2 separate regions of the Homo sapiens genome follow, and region 2 is linked to region 1. Evidence: read pairs that join two places in POLR2A ChIA-PET (ENCODE). Cell type or tissue: PC-9. All regions are shown on one strand. Each heading gives the region's core, and the rest is flanking DNA. Links, peaks and the distances in the headings are about the cores only. Region 1 overlaps UBE2Q2 (ubiquitin conjugating enzyme E2 Q2). Region 2 has its middle 5.2 kb from the start of UBE2Q2.

Evidence for each region. Peaks named below come from ENCODE experiments on the same cell type or tissue, not always from the same donor. Only the 100,000 strongest peaks of a DNase experiment are listed, where the experiment ranks them.
Region 2: POLR2A ChIA-PET joins it to region 1 with 7 read pairs; 17 of 35 experiments call an interaction of 5 or more read pairs at or near these places.

What each region holds. Positions count from the first base shown.
Region 1 is chr15:75,890,548-75,895,930 of GRCh38, forward strand. UBE2Q2 (ubiquitin conjugating enzyme E2 Q2) reads left to right here. Exons shown (of 13, transcript NM_173469.4): 11 at 372-467. It also overlaps the pseudogene RN7SL510P. Among named protein-coding and RNA genes, the nearest start is that of FBXO22, 11 kb to the right of the region's middle. In PC-9, for the core only: no CTCF peak of the experiment used is centred there; no DNase peak of the experiment used is centred there; H3K27ac peaks cover 623 bases.
Region 2 is chr15:75,835,595-75,840,977 of GRCh38, forward strand. No RefSeq gene overlaps it. Among named protein-coding and RNA genes, the nearest start is that of UBE2Q2, 5.2 kb to the right of the region's middle. In PC-9, for the core only: no CTCF peak of the experiment used is centred there; no DNase peak of the experiment used is centred there.

The DNA of each region.
Region 1 (5,383 bases), core at 107-5,106:
TGTAAGTAGAAAATTCTTTAATAGCTCCTACTCTTAAATTTTAGTTTATTTTTAAAATAGCGTCTACTTTCAAGAATGAAAAAGGTAAACCAATAAAATGACATTGTACTTGGTGCTGAATCTATGCTAGGATAGGCATTAAGAGTGACCTTTATTTAAGGTTCTAATTTGCTCATGTTGGGCACTTAGAACATTGGTTTGTTGTTTTTTTTTGTGAGATTCTGGAAATGTTCCAATTTTACTTTTTCCCCTTGACTACAGTCTTTTTAACACTGATTTGCTGCTGTTGAGTTATATACCATTTTGTTAGGCCTTCCCAAGTGGGAATCAGAAATACTACTGTATTTTAGAGATACTTTGTTCTTCTGTAGGGCTGGAGCAGTGCCTACTCAATAGAATCGGTCATCATGCAAATAAATGCCACCTTAGTCAAAGGCAAAGCCAGAGTGCAGTTTGGAGCAAATAAGGTACTTCTGTTAAGAATTTTACATAAACCATAAGATACATTTTATATTACTTTATAAGCTTTCTTCCTGTCTTGACTTAATTCTTTTTTGAGATAGTTTCATTTTCATTTGGTTTGTTTTCTTCTTGTTACAAAAGTGATCTATAGAAAATATGGAATTATAAGAAAATTAAAGATACTAATTGATAATCACTTAATGATTTCGTATCTGTTTTTAGTCTGTTATATTTGCTGTAGATAAACATTATAAGTTTACAGTTGTAAACAAAAACTTATTTGTAAACAGATGTTTACAGTTGTAAACTTATTATTAGTATGTATAGTGTAGTAAATTAAAAATTATATGTACTTTGAAGTTTTAAAAAATTGAGTTCATGTTATAGAACTAATTCCTGGTAAGCTTTTATGTGCTAGGCTCTAGTCTTTTCATTTATTTTTACTTTTTTTTTTCTCTGTGCCTATGCTTACCAAGTTTTTTTTTTTTAAATCTTTTTATTAACTCAATCCTCTTAATAACTTAAAAAATAGGTGCTATTATTATCTGCATTTTGTAGATGAGGTAACTGAAGCATACAGAAGTTAGTTAGATAACTTGTCTGAGGTGACAAGTGGCAGAACAAGGATTGGAACTAGACAGTCTGGCTGCCCTAGGCCCAACCAAGAGGAGCTGAGAGCAAGCCATGGGACATAAGGATGTTGTTCAGGCTGGTTTTCTTTTCAGTTAACCTGAAGCATAGGCTGTAATGTTAATTTTAGGACATTAGTGAGACAGCCTTCCAAAGCCGGAGGTTTGTTACCATGACTTTTAGCAAGAATTTGTGGTTTAAAGGCAAGATGGTGCTTTATGAAGCTTCCATTCACTATGGAGGGAATGGTAGTTGAGTTAAATAGTGAAATCCTGGAGCACACAGTCTTTAGGGCAGCTTCTGACCTATTTCTATGATCAGGAAAGGCATCTGTCTTTCCCTGCTGCCCATAACCTCCACTTATTCTCCCACAGAATCCCCTAGACTGTGATCACATTCAGAAGAGAGATCTGTTTTGTTTTTTCCAGGGTAGGAGGAAGTGAGTCACTACCTATACTAAGCAGTCTAGTCTTCTGTGTATAAATGAGCAAGGGTGGGGAGCCAGATCTCTTGGAGAATCTCAGGATTGTGCAAGATGGTAAAGTGGTCTCATGTTAGTTGTATCCACAGCTGTCATCAGAAGCAGACACAGATACTTTTTGTAGGAAAGCATCTCTAATTTAAGCCTGTAGGATTCCCAAAGATTAAAAGAATTCACTCAAATCATAGCATTCAAATAGTCAACCCAACATATTTGAGAATTGTCAGAAATAATAAATAATAGATATGTTTCCCAAGGACAGTAGGTTTTGGAATTATCAGATACAGAACACAGACTTCAGATATTAGAATTGTGAGAAAATAGTTATATGTGAAATCTAATATAAAGAAAAAAAGATGGAATCATAAAATTGAGCAAGCAGCAAGACCACCAGGAATGATGAAGAAGACCTGAAAAGAAAATGGATGAAATAGAACTTACAGAAATTAAAAAATGTAGATGGGTATGGTGGCTCACGCCTGTAATCTCAACACTTTGGGAGGCCGAGGCAGGAGGATGGCTTGAGCCCAGGAGTTGGAGACCAGCCTGGGGAACATGGTGAGAACTCGTCTACACAAAAAATACGCCCCCCACCCTAAAAAAACAATTAGCTGGGTATGGGGTACCTGTCTATAGTCTCAGCTACTCAGGAGGCTGAGGTGGGAAGATCACTTGAGCCCAGGAGACCGAGGCTGCACTGAGGCATGTTTGCGCACTCCAGCCTTGGTGACAGTGAGACTCTGTCTCAAAATAAAAAATGTAATTGTTGAAATAAGAAACTCAGTAGATTAGACACCAGAAGAGAATTAATTGATTAGATGATTATCTCAAAAAAATAAGTTAGAATGTTACACAGAGAGACATGAGGATAGATGATAGGGCAGAAGTTGGTGGGGTTGGTGGGGAGAGATCAGAATGAGGTCTAAAATATGTCTTAGTGGAATCCCAGGAGGAGATATTAGAATTACACTAGAAAGTGAGAGAAATAGAAGTTGTAAAGGTGATAGAAGCAAGTCTATATAAATCAGTCACAACAAATGTAAATGGACTAAAGTTACCAGTTAGATTGAATTAATAAAATCCAGCTGTTTTAATCTATATATTTAAAATATGAAGGTACAAAAAGGTTGAAAGTTTTTATAAAGGAGAGTGATAAAGATATGCCAGTATACATTAACTAGAAACAAATGATGCAGCTTTAGTATCAAACAAAATAGGATTCTGGAACAGAAAGCATTAGTAACAATTTGATAATAAGTGTTAATTAGGAGGATATAGCAATTTTTGTATTTTATGTACCTATCAGAATAGCCTCAAAATACCCAGGAAAAACTGATAAAACCACAGGGAGAAGTTGACAAGTCCACCATCACAGTTGGAGATTTCAACATACCCTGTGTACTACTAGTAAGATAAACAGAATGCCCATATGTAGATTTGAACAACCAGTGAACAGGCATGGTATAATAGACAAATATAGACCTCTGTACCCAATAATTAGATATAGATCGTTCTCAAGCATATATGGACTATGGGAGAAAAATTAATTATAGATCCATAAAATCAGACGATTTAAAAACAGTTGGTACCATACATACCATATAATTTAAATATGAAGCAATTAAGGTTAGAAGGCAATAATGAAGAGATTAACAAAAAGCTATGTGAATTTGGAAATTAAACACACTTGTAAATCATAGTTTTAAAAAGTAAAATGAAATTTTAAAATGCTTAGAATTGAACCATAATTAAAATTACTAAAATTCTATCTATTCCTTTCTCCCCTCCTCTCCCTCCCTCTTCCTGTCTGGAACATTCAAGAAGCTAATCTTTTTCAATGAACAACACTTCAAATACTGAAAAACAGAAAAGGACAGTGTCATTCTCTGATCTTAGTTAAATCTATAAGTTAATAATAAAACCAGAAAACAGATACTTCTTTCTGGAATTGTATAACTCATGCAAACAGCCTTTAGGTCAAACAGGGATTTGAAATTAAAACTGCAGAATATCTAGAGAATAGCAATAATGCAATCATTACTTATCAGAGACTAAAGGAGAGCTCAGAGGAATGTTCATTGCCAAATCCTTGTGCCATTAAGAAAAGAATGAAAATGAATCAAGCCTCTGATTGTTAGAAAGGACAATAAAAAAAACCTGAAGGAGGCCAGGGACAGTGGCTTACTCCTATAATCCTAGCACTTTGGTAGGCTGAGATGAGTGGATGGCCTGAGCTCAGGAGTTCGAGACCACCTTGGGCAACATGGTGAAACCAATCTCTGTAAAAAAAACAAAACAAAACAAAACATGAAAATTAGCTGGGCATCGTGGCAGGCGCCTGTAGTCCCAACTACTCAGGAGGCTGAGGTAGGAGAATTCCTTGAACCCAGGAGGTGAAGGTTGCAGTGAGCTGAGATCCAGCCACTGCACTCTAGTCTGAGTGACAGAGCAAGACTCCATCTCTTAAAAGAACCTGAAGGAAAGCAGAATGGGGAAATTATTAAAGATATACAAGCAGAAATCAGTGAGTTAGAAGAATAGGAAGGGCTAGACCCCCAGTACAGTAAAGTCTCTGCAGAAACATTTGTTTAAACTGGGCTTTTGAGTACCTTGCTACTGATAATTGAGACTGGGGAAGGCCAACATTCTTATTTTCTCCTTGTATTCTGGGTGGTGGGCAGTAGGGTTGGAAAGTGACTGCTTCACAGTCATTTGGGAGTTTCAGGGTATGTATAGTTTTTACGTCCAGTTTGTTTCTTTTATTTTTGTCCTTTTTGTGAAAGTACTAAAACAAAAACTTTTTTGCCTGTAATCCCAGCACTTTGGGAGGCCGAGGTGGGCGGATCACAAGGTCAGGAGATCGAGACCATCCTGGCTAACACGGTGAAACCCTGTCTCTACTAAAAATACAAAAAATTAGCTGGGCGTGGTGGCGGGCGCCTGTAGTCCCAGCTACTGGGGTGGCTGAAGCAGGAGAATGGCGTGAACCCGGGAGGCGGAGCTTGCAGTGAGCCGAGATTGTGCCACTGCACTCCAGCCTGGGTGACAGAGCGAGACTCCGTCTCAAAAAAAAAAATTTTGAGATGGAGTTTTGTTCTTGTTGCCCAGGCTGGAGTGCAATGGTACGATCTCGGGCTCACTGCAAACTCTGCCTCCTGGGTTCAAGCGATTCTCCTGCCTCAGCCTCCCAAGTAGCTGAGATTACAGGTGTGCTCCACCACGCCTGGCTAATTTGGTATTTTTGTAGAGACGGGGTTTCTCCGTGTTGGTCAGGCTGGTCTTGAACTCCCAGCCTCAGGTGATCTACCTGCCTCAGCCTCTAAAAGTACTGGGATTACAGGTGTGAGCCACCGTGCCTGGCCGGCTTTACTATTTTAAAGAGCTCTTAGATGTTGAAAAAGACTACCCTGTAGAAAAATAGGAAAAGTCCTTACATAAATTTAACATGTTAAAAAAAAATAGGAAAAGGGGGTATAAAAAGTCTGTTTACAGAAATAGAAATAAATGGCTCATGAACATAATGGAGACATGCTCAGTCTCACTCAATAGAAATACAAATCAAAACTATACTGGGAGTCCATCTAGTATATTGTCAGAAATCTACAAATGTTTGAAGTACTGCATTGGTGAGGCTGCATCGAGGCACTCTTACAGATGGCTGGTGGGCAGACACATTTGTGCAGTTATGTAGAGGGCAATTTAGCAATATCTCAGAATTACACATATATATCTTTTGACACAGCAGCTCTACTCTAGGACATTTTTACCAGTACTCAGCAGATATACGTACAAGGTTGCTCTTGGCAACAT
Region 2 (5,383 bases), core at 290-5,289, 55 kb before region 1:
TCACTGGGTAAAAGGTATATTATACTTAGATCTAGAAAGATCTAGATGTTCTCACTTGTACCTCTTAAACACTTGTATACTTGTTTGTAGCCTTAAACATTCCAGAAGAATGTTTTGTATAAATGTGACTGGAAGGATGAGGAGAAAATCTTTCATTTGAGGCTTTCATATGCTGATGACTGAGAGGATGTAATGCTCTGAAAGGTTCCTAGCAATTTACCACAGTAGACGCCAGGCTGATACCCCCAGCCCCCATCATCAGCATCACTGGAGTCAGGAGGGCTTCCCACTCTGGAGGAGCATCCTTCCTTCTCAGTGGCCCAGGTGATCTTCCTGAAAGTGCTGATGTCTCTCACTCAACAATCAAGACTCTATCTGTAGAAACATGGCTCTTCCCAAGAGGAAGATAAATATTCCAATCCAGTGAAGTTCCTATGCCACCCTGCCCACTCAATGCTAATTTATTTGCTATTTTATATTTATCTATAATATTTACATTAAAAATTGTAATTTATATAGAAGCAGCACTGGTGGAAACAGACAGACCTGGGTTAAAACTTTGGCTTTATCAGTTATTTATTGCATAATCTAAAGCAAATTACTTCCCTTTTCTGAAACTCAGTTATTTAGGGGCATAATGATGGTTTCCTAGGTTGCTACAAAGAAGTAGTAGTTTAGGACATAGCAGGTGTTCAACAAATATGTGTTGAACAAACAAATATTTTTAAAGAGAATTTTTTTTTTTGAGCCAGAAGAAATCTCAGAACACACCCTCTGTATTCTGGAAATGAGAAAACTAAGTTCAGAGAAAATGTGAAATTTTTTTGTTCATTCATTTAACATTTATTATGAACTGAGTATGTGTCAGGCAAGTATGTGCTGAGCACTGAGGATATAATTAGTAACATCTCGTCACTGCTCTCAAGGGGTAAGGAAGGATGGACATGGCTATATCAAGCTCTATGTGATATTATTATAAAATGATAGAATTATCTAGTGTTGTGCTATCCAATATGGTAGGCAGCAGTCACACGTGGCTACTTAAATTTAAATTAATTACAATTAAATAAAATCAAAATTCAGTTCCTCAGTGCTTGCTTAGACAGCACATATACAAAATTCAGTTCCTTAGTCACACTAACCACTTTTCAAGTGCTCAGTAACCACCTGAGGCTAGTGGCTACCATATTGTGGCAGGCATAGAACCTTTCCATCATTGCAGAAAGTTCTATTGGACAGTGGTGCTTTAGATCTTCTCCCCAGAATAACATTCATATGCATATATCCCAAATTCATACCACTTCAAGGTGTTTACATCTTGGTCTGAAAGCCCTTTATAATACAGGCAAGAGAGAAATGATGAGTGTTGCTAACTAAAACTAAAATCAAAGATAGGAGTTTTGTTATAAGCCAGAGTCCAAACTTGTGAAAATTGTAGCTTAGAAAAACTTTCTGGCTGAGTTGGCTGCAGTTGAATAATGAGTCACTTGTTCATTTCAACAGGGATGGGCTCAGTTTCCTGTGCCTCCTGGGTAGTGCTGTGGTTGTCTGGGCCTAGTGGCCACATGCTGATGTGTGCTCACTTTAGACAGGGAGAGGTCCTCACCACTTCCCTGACATTTTAGTCAAACTAGATCACTTCTCTCACAATTTACTTGCAGTCTTTCTAAGTAAGGATGTTACATGGGTTTCACCTTCAGTAGGCTATATTCACGTAACGATCATTTAGTGGGTGCTTTCTATGTCCCAGGAACCAGGCTATGTGCTACAGACATGAAGAGGATTAGGACAAGTTGTTCATAATCTCGCAGAGGAGACAAATGAGAAACCAGCTAGTCATAACAAAGGCAGAGTTAAATAAGTGCTGTAATAGACAAGGTACTGGGAAATTCAGGAAAAGGAGGGACTAAAATTCAATATAGGGGACTAGGGAAGGCTCACTGAAGGAGATGGCATTTGAACACGGCCTTAAAGAATATGTTAGACCAGAATAGCATGGAACATATAATTGGGCATTCTTCCACATTCATGTTCTTTTTTTAAAAAAATCTTTTATTTAAGGTTCAGGAGTACATGTGAAGGTGTGTTACATAGGTAAACTCATGTCATAGGGTTTATTGTACAGATTATTTCATCACCCAGGTATTAAACCCAGTACCTAATAGTTATATTTTTGGCTCCTCTTTCTCCTCCCACCCTTCACTCTCAAGTAGACCCCAGTGTCTTTTGTTCCCTTCTTTGTGTCCATGTGTTCTTATCATTTAGCTCCCACTTATAAGTGGGAACATGCGGTATTTGGTTTTCTGTTCCTGCATTAGTTTGCTAAGGATAATGGCCTCCAGCTCCATCCATGTTCCTGCAAAAGACATGATCTTGTTCTTTGTTTATGGCTGCATGCATTCAAGTTCTTGAAGTCTGAAATTCTTCCACTGTGCAGGCTGTGGCAGCTCTCATATTTCCTTTCACACTGAACCTGCTCTGTCTTCCTGGAGACTTCCAGCCTCCCAACCCATCCTAGTCTCACGGTCCTTTATGCACTTCTAGATGAGACTCCAAGATCAGAGTTTTCAAGCAGATTTTTTTTTTTTTAGTACTTCTTTGTCCTCTGGCTTCTGTTTTTATCTATCGTACTAATCCCCAATCTTGTTTTGCTGAAATTCATGTTATCCATTCAGTATGAGGTCTCTCAACAACTCTCTAGTCTAACTCAACATTTCTTTGTGTCTTCCCCAATTCTCTCCCCCAACCCTATCCTCTATGGAGGGGGCATTCCTTTCTATGAGTAACTCTTTATCCCATGTTTTCTCTTCCCTTCCAGGACCCAGTAGCATGCTTTTTCTCCTCTCTCGTATCCAGTCTTCATTGCCTGTTAATGGTTCTCTCCTTAGAGGTAGATCCAGGGTTTTCAGGGCCTAAAGCTTATTTAATCTTGGGAGTCTTCTTCTTCTTCAAAAAAAAATACAAAATTACAAATATCAAATTAAGGGGGAAAAGTTAATACTTACTTAGAAGGGGGCTGTGTAACTGCGAGGGGCCCTGAAGCTTATTTCATAGTGAGTCCATCTCTGTCTGTCCTATAATAAAAACCTAACCAAACACAAAAGCTTCCCTTTGCTTTGCTATTGCAAACCATTATTCCATTTCTCTTTCTCAACACCCTGAAACTTTTCAAGAAAGTAGACTAGGTACATTCTCTTCACTTTAACATCACTTTGACCTCATGCCCACCATGCTATTGCAATGGTTTTCTCTGAAGCACCACTGACCTTCTAATCCCTAAAGCCTATGGCCTTTTCTTGGTCCTGAACTAACTTGTCCCTTCCATAAAAATTCAACATGAGTCATCCTCTGACTTCTTCAAATGACTCTTTTCCCACTCAAGCACCAATGGTGAGCCTTCCTCAGGGTCCCTTCAACATCCCAGGTTGTCTTCCCTCCCTTGTGACTCAATGATCACACCTATGGCATGGCTTCCACCATCACCCACCTGTGTGGCTGACCCAATTATGTGTCCTTTGCTCTGACTTCCCTCATAAACTTCAAACTTAAGATACAAACTCTCTACCTACGTTCCATCAGCACACCAAATTCAACATCTTTTTCTTGATGTGTCAATGGCATCACTCCCTCCCTGCCATCTGCTCTAGAAATTTCAAAGTGTTACTTTAAACAAATTTCCCCTCTCTCCTTCTATCCTCCCGTCATTTCTAAGATCTAGCAGTTCTACTCCACACTGATTCCCTAGTGTGGTTCTTTCTACTGCCATTTCCCGTACTTCAATTTTTTTCACTCTTGACTCAGACTGATTCAAAGGCTCTTCATTGTTTGCAGCTAAGGAGCCTCAGAGCTGAGTATGACTTGCCCCATTGAATTAATGGCAGGCCAGATGTAGAATCCAGGTCTCTTGCTTCTTTTCGGTGGCTGCATACTTCTAAGCCCACTATAATCCATTTTATATATGAATGCCAGATTAATCTTTCTTTTTTTGTTTTTTTTTTTGTTTTTGTTTTGTTTTGAAACAGGGTCTCACTCTGGTTGCCCAGGTTGGAGTGCAGTGGTGCAATCTTGACTCACTGCAGCCTCGACCCCCTGGGCTCCGGTGATTCTCCCACCTCACCCCCCGAGTAGCTGGACTACAGGCACGTGCCACCATGCCTTGTTAATTTTTTGTATTTTTAGTAGAGATGGGTTTTCGCCATGTTGGCCAGGCTGGTCTCGAACTCCTGGACTCAAGCAATCCGTCTGCCTCAGCCTCCCAGAGTGCTGGGATTACAGGTATGAGCCACTGTACCTGGCCCAGATTAATCTTAAAAGTGATTACTCCAGTGAAACCCTGTCTCTACTAAAAATACAAAAAATTAGCTGGGCGTGGTGGCGGGCACCTGTAGTCCCAGCTACTTGGGAGGTTGAGGCAGGAGAACGGCATGAACCCGGGAGGCAGAGCTTGCAGTGAGCCAAGATCGTGCTACTGCACTCCAGCCTGGGCGACAGAGCGAGAATCCATCTCAAAAAAAAAAAAAAGAAAAAAAAAGTGATGACTTTTGTCCAGGCGCGGTGGCTCACGCCTGTAATCCCAGAATTTTGGGAGGCCAAAGCGGGCAGATCATGAGGTCAGGAGATCGAGACCATCCTGGCTAACATAGTGAAACGCTGTCTCTAGTGAAAATACAAAAATTAGCTGGACACGGTGGTGCATGCCTGTAGTCCCAGCTACTCGGGAAGCTGAGGCAGGAGAATCACTTGAACCCAGGAGGCAGAGGCTACAGTGAGCTGAGATTGTGCCACTGCACTCCAGCCTGGTGACAGAGCGAGACTCCATCTCGAAAAAAAAAAAAAAGTGATGCCTCTCACCAAATGAAACTATTATACTATAGTCTGTGGCATGGTATTTCAGGGCTCAAAATCTGATCAAAAGTAATATCTCAACTTTATCTTTCTCTTGGCCCCTTGCTGTACTCTACAATCAAATGGGCTCTTGAATATCCTCTGAATATGGCCCTACTTTCATGCAAATAATTCATGGAATTAGTTTCTTCCTCCCCTGAAATGTAGTTCAGTAGTTTGAACCTCATATCACATATGATCTGATGTTGTCTTTACTTGTCTGTGTAAGACTATGGTGACTCCCCAGCAACCATTCCATCCCAGCAGGTTGGAAATCCAGAGTAATCCCATCTACTTCTCTGTGATTGGTTAGGGGTGGGCATGTGACACACTTCTGGCCAAGGACACACTAAGGGAAGTCTGCTGGGAAGATTCTTGGAAAGCTTCCCATGTGTTAGAAGGAAACATAGAAGAAAATGTCCTTTCTGCCTCTGGATATTTTCATGTCTGGATGTGAACTGCAAGAACAGCTACAGCCACCTTGCTCTCAACCCAACAA